Linked DNA regions of Mus musculus: region 1 is linked to region 2. A link is a contact called in ENCODE Hi-C or POLR2A ChIA-PET data. All regions are on one chromosome and are shown on one strand. Each heading gives the region's core, a stretch centred on a gene start or an enhancer-like site at or near the end of the contact. The rest is flanking DNA. Distances are from core to core; before and after follow the strand shown.

The links. Hi-C counts contacts between places; a loop is a spot of excess contacts on that map. ChIA-PET counts read pairs that join two places held with the same protein, here RNA polymerase II (POLR2A).
Region 1: a loop to region 2 is called in a map of left cerebral cortex, with 6 times the contacts of the local background. The contact joins the promoter of Olig1 here to the promoter of Olig2 in region 2. A Hi-C loop is called at or near these places in 6 of 37 maps with a recorded cell type or tissue (left cerebral cortex and mouse embryonic stem cell). POLR2A ChIA-PET finds 5 or more read pairs at or near these places in 3 of 5 experiments (all embryonic stem cell).

What each region holds. Positions count from the first base shown.
Region 1 is chr16:91,267,030-91,271,707 of GRCm38, reverse strand. Olig1 (oligodendrocyte transcription factor 1) reads right to left here and starts at 1,939. Exons shown (of 1, transcript NM_016968.4): 1 at 1-1,939. The coding sequence starts at 1,831. The coding sequence ends at 1,049.
Region 2 is chr16:91,223,526-91,228,530 of GRCm38, reverse strand. It overlaps Olig2 (oligodendrocyte transcription factor 2), which reads right to left and starts at 2,981. Exons shown (of 2, transcript NM_016967.2): 1 at 2,878-2,981; 2 at 1-2,186. The coding sequence starts at 2,131. The coding sequence ends at 1,160.

The DNA.
Region 1 (4,678 bases), core at 690-3,189, 44 kb before region 2:
TTCTTCAGCCGCACTGCTGTGGTTAAGGACCAGCCTGTGAAGTGCCAGCGCCTTCCCGCCTGCAGCGCGGCGGGTAGGCGGTTTGGGATCCTCGCCCAACTCCGCTTACTTTAATGAGAACGTTAATGACCGAATTTTATAAGCCTGCGCTACGACGTGCCTTGCTACCTATTTTAGTAAGTCCGAACACCGATGGCATGGAACGTGGTTGGAATTTTGTTTTCAAGCAAGCTCAAACGTTGGTTAAGCTACCTTTAGGGAAGTGGAGACTAAGTAAGGGTTTTAGGTTTTAAGGAGCATAAACTGCAACAAAACACCTGGGCGAGCCTGAAAAACAGAACTGGGAGTGGAGAGGAACCTCTCCACTTCGCATCCCCAACCACCGAGCGCGGTAACCGAGCGCACCCGCGTAACATCCAGCTCGGAAACCCTGGGCTTTCCAGAGCGGCCCATCCGTAACACCCTTGATGTTTGTACCGGTGGCCTGGGCTTTCTAGACCTCCTAGATCCGCATGGTTTGGCTGGAGAGAGCAAGGGAGCCTGTGCGCTCAGGCCCTGGACAAGGAAAGGACGCCCCTCTGGGTAGACACTGTTGGGGAGCAGCTCTTAGGCCAGGGAGCGGAAGCATGCCAGGAAACCAAGCTGGGGGCAGCCTTTCGCTGCACCCAGGGCAACCCCCTTATACCGCACCGGCCGGCTACCGTCCTCCCCGACTCCGCGATGCTCACGGATACGAGAATAGCCCGCGGTGGTGGGGGTTGTCACCCCTGCCAGTGGGTGAGTTGTGGTGGGGATGCGAAGACTTCTGGCTCTAAACAGGTGGGATTCATCTAGAATCCCAAGCAACTACATCGCTCCTTGGAACACCCGCTTGGGTTATTTTAATTGCCAGGGAGTGGGGGCGGGGAAGAAGGCGCCCTACAGTCTGTCGTCTGGGAGAGAAGTCTGGAAATGTCCTCCTTTCTGGGGCCAGCTCTGCCTAGATCCAGGACGCGGGGGCGCGGGAAGATTGGCTGAGGTCGCGCTCCGCCCCGGGCCCAGCCAGCCCTCACTTGGAGAACTGGGCCTGCACCGCTGCCAAGCCCAGGCCGGCGGGGACCAGATGCGGGAACTTGCACACCGCACAGGAGCAGAGGCCAGGGCTACCCGCGCCACCAGCTGGGAGAGAGAACTGGCCGCACGGTGGCTCGTCGAGCGCTAGAGACAGGTACTTGGTGGGGCGCAGCGTTTCGGGGGGTCCCACGGCACCGGGTGCCAGCAGCACAGAGCCCGGCGCGGCAGCCAGAAGAGGCAGGCCAGCGAGGAGCAGGCGCGGGGCGGCGGGTCCCGCACCGTCGCCGAGCGCGCGGCGCAGCTCCTGCAGCGAGCTACCCAGCAGCAGGATGTAGTTGCGGGCGAGCAGCAGCGTGGCAATCTTGGAGAGCTTGCGGCCCGGCGCGCCCTGGCAGTGCGCTGCCGAGTAGGGTAGGATAACTTCGCGCAGCGCGTCCATGGCCAAGTTCAGGTCCTGCATGCGCTTCCGCTCGCGGCTGTTGATCTTGCGCCGCAGCTGCTGCTGCTGCTGTTCCTCTTTGGCGTCGGCCCGGGCGCCCCCGGACTCTGGCGCAGGTCCCCGAGGTTCAGCGAGCGGAGCTTCGGCCTTCTCGCGCGCAGGCTTGGGGAGAAGGGATGCGGTGGAAGAGGATGAGGATGAGGATGAGGAGATAGGTGGCTGCCTGTAACCCACCAGCTCATACAGCGAGGCCCCGAGCTGCACGTCTCCAGGCCGCTGTGGCCGCAACATGGTCGCGGGAGCCGCGTTCACACGCGCCTGGGAAATCGCATAGTACATCTGGGGCGGGGGCTGTGGGGCGACCCGGGGCGCCCTTCACTAACGCCCAGGGGTGGGCCGGTCGGCAGATCGCCCTCCCCGCGGACCTGCGTGCCGGCGGATGACAGTGAGGGGCCGTGCGCGCCTGACACCTTTAAACCCGGCTTGGGAACCTGCGAGGACCGCGGTTGGCGGGGTGCAGCCAATGGAGGCGTGAGCTTGGCCACAGGCGAGTGTTCATTGGTCGCCTGAGCAGAGGTACAGCCAGAGTTGCCAGAGAGGGTTATCGTGGGGCGCCTGCGCGGGTGCCACAGCGCCCGCCCTGGGAGGGCAAGGGAGGGAGCTTTAGGGCAAAACATTGTTCCTTCCGAATTCTAGTTCAGCTGGTCAGGCTAAAATGGCTTTTGCCTCCCTTTATCTCTCGAGCTCTATTGCCATCCCTTTTTATAGTTACATTTGTCCTTGTAAAATGTGATCAGCCAGTAATCCCATCGCTGGGAACTACTGAAGCAGGAAGGAGAGGAGGCCAATCTGGGCTCCAAAGTGAGAGGTTGGCTGTTATAAAAATGCAGTCTAATATTCATAACATGAAACGTAACCATCCCAGAGTGCGCAGTTCAGTCGTTAAAACGCCTGACTGTTGACACGATTTTGCAACAGATGGCCAGGACTTGTTTGCTTTTTGCAAAACTTAAACCCTTAAACCATCAAAACAGCAACTCTAACTCTTGGTAAGCATTAAAGAGAAAACCCCCTCTGCTTGTCTTAGTTCTCACTGCTGTGATAAGCACTGGAACCAAAAGAAACTGAGGGGGGGGAGTTCCCTTGGCTGACACCTGCCAATCACAGCTCCTCACTGTGGAAAGTTAGCTCAGGAACTCAGGAAGTTAGCAGGCACAGAGGCAAGAACCAAGAGTAGCCAACTGAGGGGAGCTCTAACCTGCTTCCTTCTGCAGGCGCAGGATCGCAGGATCGGGTTACCTTTCTTATAGAGCACAGGCCCACCTGCTGGGAATGGTGCCAGCTCGCAGTGCGCTGGGCCCTCCCACATCAATTATTAATAAAGAAAATGCATCAGCGAGGAGTCCACCAGGCTGATCTGGTGACGTCAGTGTTCTCATTTGAGGTTCCCTCTTTTCAGGTATATCCAGTTGACAAACAACCACTTCTCCACCTTGGTAAATATCACCCCGGGTGGGGTGTGTCTGCGTGACTTTGTTTTCTCTGGGAATCCCATATAGGCAGTCAGTCGTATTTGTCTCCCATATACACAGTCGTATTTGTCTTTTAGTGGCTCATTGTTCATTTTGGTGACTTAGCATGTGTTCAGGCTTCATCCATGTCAGATATAGCGCGCATCTCGATTCTTCTCCTCCTGTATCCAAGGTCGGGCCCCACTCCGTGTTTATTAAAAGATAACTTTAAACTTAAGATCCTCCTTGTCTCTGCCTCCCGGATCCTGGGAATACAAGCACTCACTCACCGTGCCCAGTTTATGCACTGGTGTGGATCTGAAGCCAGGGTTTTGTGCACACAGGGCAAGCACCCTACCCACAGAGCCACGCAGTCCCAGCCTGAATTCTTCCTGCTGAAAAAGCCAAATAGCTCACTACACTTCCCAGGGACGTCTTACATTTCCTGTAACCACCGCCTTTATCTGAGCTCACAGAGGGTGGCTTCAACCTCAGGGCTATTAGGACAATGCTCCTATGTGTGTGTCTACCTGACCAGGGCGTAGGATGGTTACTTTCCGTTACTTTCACCCCAGCTCTCTGATCCACAGGTCTACAAGGATGAAGGAGTCTTTGGGGTTACAAAACATCTCATCCTTCCCCAAAGGGATGTGAGCTGTTTTTATCAGTGACTTGACTCTTCCTTAAGCAAACCCCACTCTGGCCTCTGATCAGAAAGAACATAACACCCGACATTCCTACCTGTTGAGGGGGGTACCAAATATTTCTCGAGCACAATGGGATTCCTTGTGGAAGCTGGCATCCCTGCACACAAGTGGGGCATACACCTGCAGCTTGTCAGAGTCCTGAACTGTCCCTCAGGAAGAGTTGTACGGTATCTAAAAACCCACTGACCAATAAGTGGCATCAGGCCGTTATGTCACTGTGAATTAGATAATAAAATGAGGGTCAGAATAAAATGCATCTCCAGTTGTACACTCGTTGCTTCAGGTGCACAACAGTGATTGTTGTTACCTGCAGAACAGCAGATGTGGGTCCTCCTCCCACGGCAGAAAGGTCAGATCTAGCTCCTAGCAGAAGATGCACTTCGCCCTGGATACTTTTTATGGAAGACAAGAAGGAGTGCCTGCCGTAAGAACTGCCGTTTGCTATGAACACACTTGCTGACTTCAAGACGGCCATGTTCTTTCACCAACATCGGTCCTCCAACCTCCAAGTGAACTTGTAACATCCTGCGTTGGTGCAGACTCAACACAGCTTTCCTCTTTGCCTGGGATACTCCCCAGCTCTCCTCTGTCAACATACTTGACCAAACACTGGCAGTATTGCTCCAGCCTGGATTGTCTTATGTGTAGAAATTATCTTGTCCAGGCAGGATGGTTTCCAGAGCACCTGTTTGTCTCTACATCCGTCTGAAGAGCAGTATCATGCTTTGGTGTCTCCTGTGTGTCTAAGAGATGCGAAGGTGGGTTTGAAATCACTGCTAGCTCACAATAACAACAAGCTCCTCACTGAAATATGCAAACGCCCGAAGGTGCTCACTCAGAGAGGACTCTGGCAATAGGAGCCCACTTGGGAAGAGAGGGGGTGGCTGGAAGAAAAAGCTGGGTTGAAAAACAAAATCGTACCAGACGGGAAGCAAAGTGACACTGAAGAAATAGAGAATTCAACACTT
Region 2 (5,005 bases), core at 1,732-4,231:
AGGTGGAAGGTTAGGAGGCAGGCGCAGTAAAGCCCACGTTGTAATGCAGGTCGCGCCAGGGAGCGCGCATGAAGGGGTTTGCCCCTCGTGTTAACGGTGGCAAAAGGTGTGTGTGTGGGAGGGCAACGACACAGAAAGAAAACAGCGGGCTTAGACGGAGGGGGGAGTCACGTGAACAAAGAGCTTCGCATCGCGCATTTCGTTGATATTATATTTACACACACAAGAAATTATTAAAAACCCAACAGAATACCCCCTCCCAAAAAGCTCAAACTATATTCACAGCAACTTTTTGATGTTGTTCTTTTGTCAAGCCCCCAGGTACCAAAAAACAGCGTCCCCAGTCGGGTAAGAAACCAATTGATGTGTGCTTAGAATGTGTGTTGCGTGAGTGTGTGTGTGCGTGTGTGTGGGGGGAGATCTATTTAAAAATAAGACCCAAAAAGGATTCCGTTCCATATCGGGACTTTTGGGATTATTCCATTCCACAAGTGCTATTTTAAGCGTCTGTAAAGCTTGCTCCTGTGCTCTGAAAAGGAACATTCACAGATTTGTTAGGAAACCACAAATCAACAGGAGAGACAACAGGAGGGAAGGCCACACTTCTGAGACCACAGGACCCTAAGTGCTTCTGATACCCACGCCAGCGTCTACTAACTTAGTGCCTGGCCCTGGGCCAGGGATGAACCTGCAGGGTGAGGCCCAGAGGTCGCTTCTGCAGTGCGGTTCCTGGGAGTCTCCTACCCCGCCTGAAGTGGGGGAAAGAAGTCAAGTGCAGTGCTCTGCGTCTCGTCTAAGCCCAGACAGGGAGTCAATCTTTGTACACCGGAAAGTTAGTTTTTAGACTTCCTGGGGGTGCAGGCAGGAAGTTCCAGGGATGAAAGTACCCGCGCGTTGTGGCCGTTTTGTACAATGGCGCCTCCCAGACCCTTGGAGTGTTCAGCCAAAGAGTCAACCAGGTTCTGGAACGAACGCATCTCTCCATCGCTTCAAATGCTCCCATTGCTTCGGTTCCCATATATTCGACTCCCCATAATCCCCTAGGCCCAGCCCGTGGTCCAGCTCCCCTTCTTGCAACAGAGCCCCGGAGCCCCAGCGCTGGCCTGTCCGCGCTGCTCCGCAGCCCTTGGCTCTCCAGGACGCACCCCCGCTGGCCGGCTCACTTGGCGTCGGAGGTGAGGCGCGGCAAGGTGCCGGCGCCCATAGCCGACACGTGGTGGTGCGGCGGCGGCACCTGGCACATGCTGCAGGGGCACGGCATGCCGCCCCAGTGCTGGAAGCCACCGCTGCCACCGCTGCCTCCACCCCCGCCTCCGAGAGGGGCGGCTGCGGCTGCCGACGGTGACTTGAGCAGGCCGTGCGGAGGCCGGATGGATCCGACCGAGGACAGCCCGGAGCCCGGTAGAGAGGCGCTGGACACCGCTGCGGCGGCGGCGGCTGCGGCGGCGGCGGCGGCTGCGGGAGGGAGGATGGGGTGGTGCACGGCCGGGTGGTGCGCGGCGTGCGCGGCGGCCGCGGGGTGCGCCGTGGCGGTGGGTAGAGGCGCCGAGTGTGCCAGCCCGCCACAGGCCGATGGGTGGAAGCCGGCGTGGTGACCCCCGTAGATCTCGCTCACCAGTCGCTTCATCTCCTCCAGCGAGTTGGTGAGCATGAGGATGTAGTTTCGCGCCAGCAGCAGCGTGGCGATCTTGGAGAGCTTGCGCACCGACGGCCCGTGCGCGTAAGGCATGACCTCCCGCAGGCCGTCCATGGCGATGTTGAGGTCGTGCATGCGCTTGCGTTCGCGGCTGTTGATCTTCAGGCGCAGCTGCTGCAGCTCGGGCTCAGTCATCTGCTTCTTGTCTTTCTTGGTGGAAGACGTGGCCGCCGAGGACGTGGACGAGGAGGTGCTGGAGGAAGATGACTTGAAGCCACCGCCGCCCAGTTTGTCCCCGGGATGCGCGCCTGACGCGCCCATGGCCCCTCGTAGCTCGGAGCTCAGCTCTGGCGGGCAGTCGCTCGGCGTGGACGAGGACACAGTCCCTCCTGTGAAGCCGCTGCTGCTTCCCCCCTTGCTCCGGGCGGGCAGAAAAAGATCATCGGGTTCTGGGGACGATGGGCGACTAGACACCAGGCTGGCGTCCGAGTCCATGGCCCCAGGGATGATCTAAGCTCTCGAATGATCCTTCTTTTTTCAACCTTCCGAACTTGAGGAGAGAACCAGACAGATACACAGACACAGACACACACATACACAGAGACAGACAGACAGACACACAGGGTGTGGAGAAAGAAGTGAGACAATCGCCGTCCCCGCCTGCACGGCAGCTCCAGGAACCCGCAAAGGTGGTTGGCATCTACGCCGCGGCAGTCTGGCCTTCTAGCAGCCCGGGGCATGCAAGTTATCCTAATCTCTCTCCTCCCCACTCATCCACCGGTTACTTTATTTCAGGGACTTCTGGGTGGCCCTCAATGAGGGACATTCTAGAGGTTTTATTTCTTCAGTCCGGCCTGGAATAAATGAGGACTTTTCTCTGGACCGGAGATCTGAATAGAGAAGTATTTTCTATCTGGTGCTCAGACGCATCTGCCTTTAACGCCATCTACACACGCAGCAAACGCCGGCAAGCGTGAACACACGCACTGGCAGCCCGCATTGGATTCACTTTCTAAGCGCTGGTTCTACGACCGCGCGGCTAGCTTGCGGACTCGCAACAGGAGTTATTGGAGCCTGGGATGCTGCGGTGAGTGTAGACACCCAGGCAGTCATTAGTACCTATTGGGGCGGGATCTCGGCCAGTAGGCCAGCACTGTAGGGTGCATCCTAAATCCTAGCCACTTTGGAGAAGTCGGTCTTCGGGGTTTAGGCTGGAGCAGTTAAGGGGCGGGGACACTTACTGTGAATTAGATTTGAGGTGCTCGCTGCGGAGGAGAACCTGGCTCTGGGCGCTGGTGTTGGCTCGGTCTGTAATAAGCATCCACACCTTTCGGGGTTCCGCTGGTTTTTATAGCTGGGTGGAGGCAGCAGCGACGGCGGTGGCGGTGGTCCGGGCGGGGGGCGGGAACAATGTGCTTTTCCTGGAGGGGCAGAGGCGCCAATGAGCTGGGCCGGCCCGAGGGGCTGCGAAGCTGATGTCACCCGGCTAATTCCGCTCAATGAAACCCGCCGGGCCCGGCACACGCCTCCTCTCAGCACACAGCCAATGGGCGCCCGCGGTAGAGAGATTCGCGAGGAGGGATGGGAGGAGGGACCTGGGCAGGGAGAGGAAAGGGCGAGCTGAAGAAGCGGGTGGGCTAGCGGGGCTGCTAAAGAAGTCTGGGGACCCTGGCAGAGAGGGAACGCCTGCAACTTTCAATATAAATATTGTCACTGTAGCGTCAGGCCAGGGTACGGAGTGAGACGGGGAATCTGCAAACTCGTCCGATGGCCAACCAGTTCTATGGCTGAGAATGAACACCGAGGTTGCTTGCCACACCTGGAGTTTTTGCTAGCCCTCCCGCCTCCTCCTGTTTCCCGCTGCCGACCTATCGAGTGATTTTCATCAAACTGTGACCATTTGTGGTTGCATAAGAAAACACTAGCGGCGCAGAAGGCCCCCACTCCCTTAGCTCCTTTCTACTTAGTGGCAGTTGCTGCAGCTTTGGGGACAGGCGGTAGCGCCCCCAGGTGGGGGCATGGCCTTGGAGAGCACGGGGCGGGCAAGGAAGCAGAGAAAGGTTCTTAGCACTCTGGGAAGAAATCGCAATTCATTATAAAGTTTAGATTGTGTAGAAGCTCCGGAGAGCTATTTTCAATACAGTCAAAGCGCCAACGCATCGATGGTTAACGACTTCCACCTCATTCATTTTCAGGGAAACCCAGCCACTGAACTTCCAACATCTTGGTGCCCAAGCCTTGGAGTAGAGGCAACATTATTTGCAAAGAATTATCGGAGGCTCTCCGCTGTGGATGGGAGTTGATACTTGAAACACACTCCTAGCTGCCTTGGGACGTCTTTTATAGGTAGCAGCCTCTCTCTCTCTCTCTCTCTCTCTCTCTCTCTCTCTCTCTCTCTCACACACACACACACACACACACACACACACACACACATACAAAGCTGAGAAACTGGATCTGGGTGAATTGCCTGGGGAAGTCTAGAGATAACTATACACTCACCCATTTTATGGAAGTGAAAACCTAGGAATTGATTTCAGCAAGCCTCCAGGAGAAAATACGGCCAGGCCCATACAGGTGACCCTGCCTACCGTGGATGGATGCGAGCAATTGGCAGTGCCCAAGCATGGGGGCAGTAGGTTGTATCCCCACCCCCAACTGTTTCTCACATCCGGACATTTCCAGCTCAAATGCGTTTTGTTTGTTTGTTGGGATATTTATTTTTTACAGATCTCGGGTGCTACCTCTCCTCCACCCCCCAAACATAAGCGCCAATTCCTTCTCACGGAGTTTTAACGGTCTTTTCTCGTTACTTCTCATTGCTTGGTATTTGAATTCGCATATGTAGTTTTAACAAGCAAGCAGACAAACAGTAATTGGTCTTCTTGTAGCAAAGTCAGAACAGGCATGAAAACTCAGGCGATTGCTCCTCATTTCGTGCTAAGTTCTCCCCCGCCCCCCCCCCTGGGGTCCACCCTCGAGTGTCAGTGGGCTGGCGCGTTTGCCCCTCATCTCGTGCCTTCTGAAGCATTGTTTTCCGACCCGCGTGTTTCCCAGCTGGCTCTGCAGCCATCCGTTAAATATGTATTTAAAACATGAAGAATTGAAGCGTGGTGATAATGTCGCCCAACGGTTATGAGGATGACCCATAACCGTTCAATTAGCAGAATCTGTCACACGGGGCTTGTGGTGGGGATTAGGAGCTTGGGCATGTGAGGACCACTCTTGGGCCTTCGTTGGCAAACCGCAGAGAGGGCGTACGTGGGGGTGAGCTCTGTGGGGCCACCAGCTGGGATGTGGATCTCCAAAGTCCCTAACAAACCTCAGGCGGTACAATATGCGGGAGATAGGTTGCAGCCACCCAGGCTA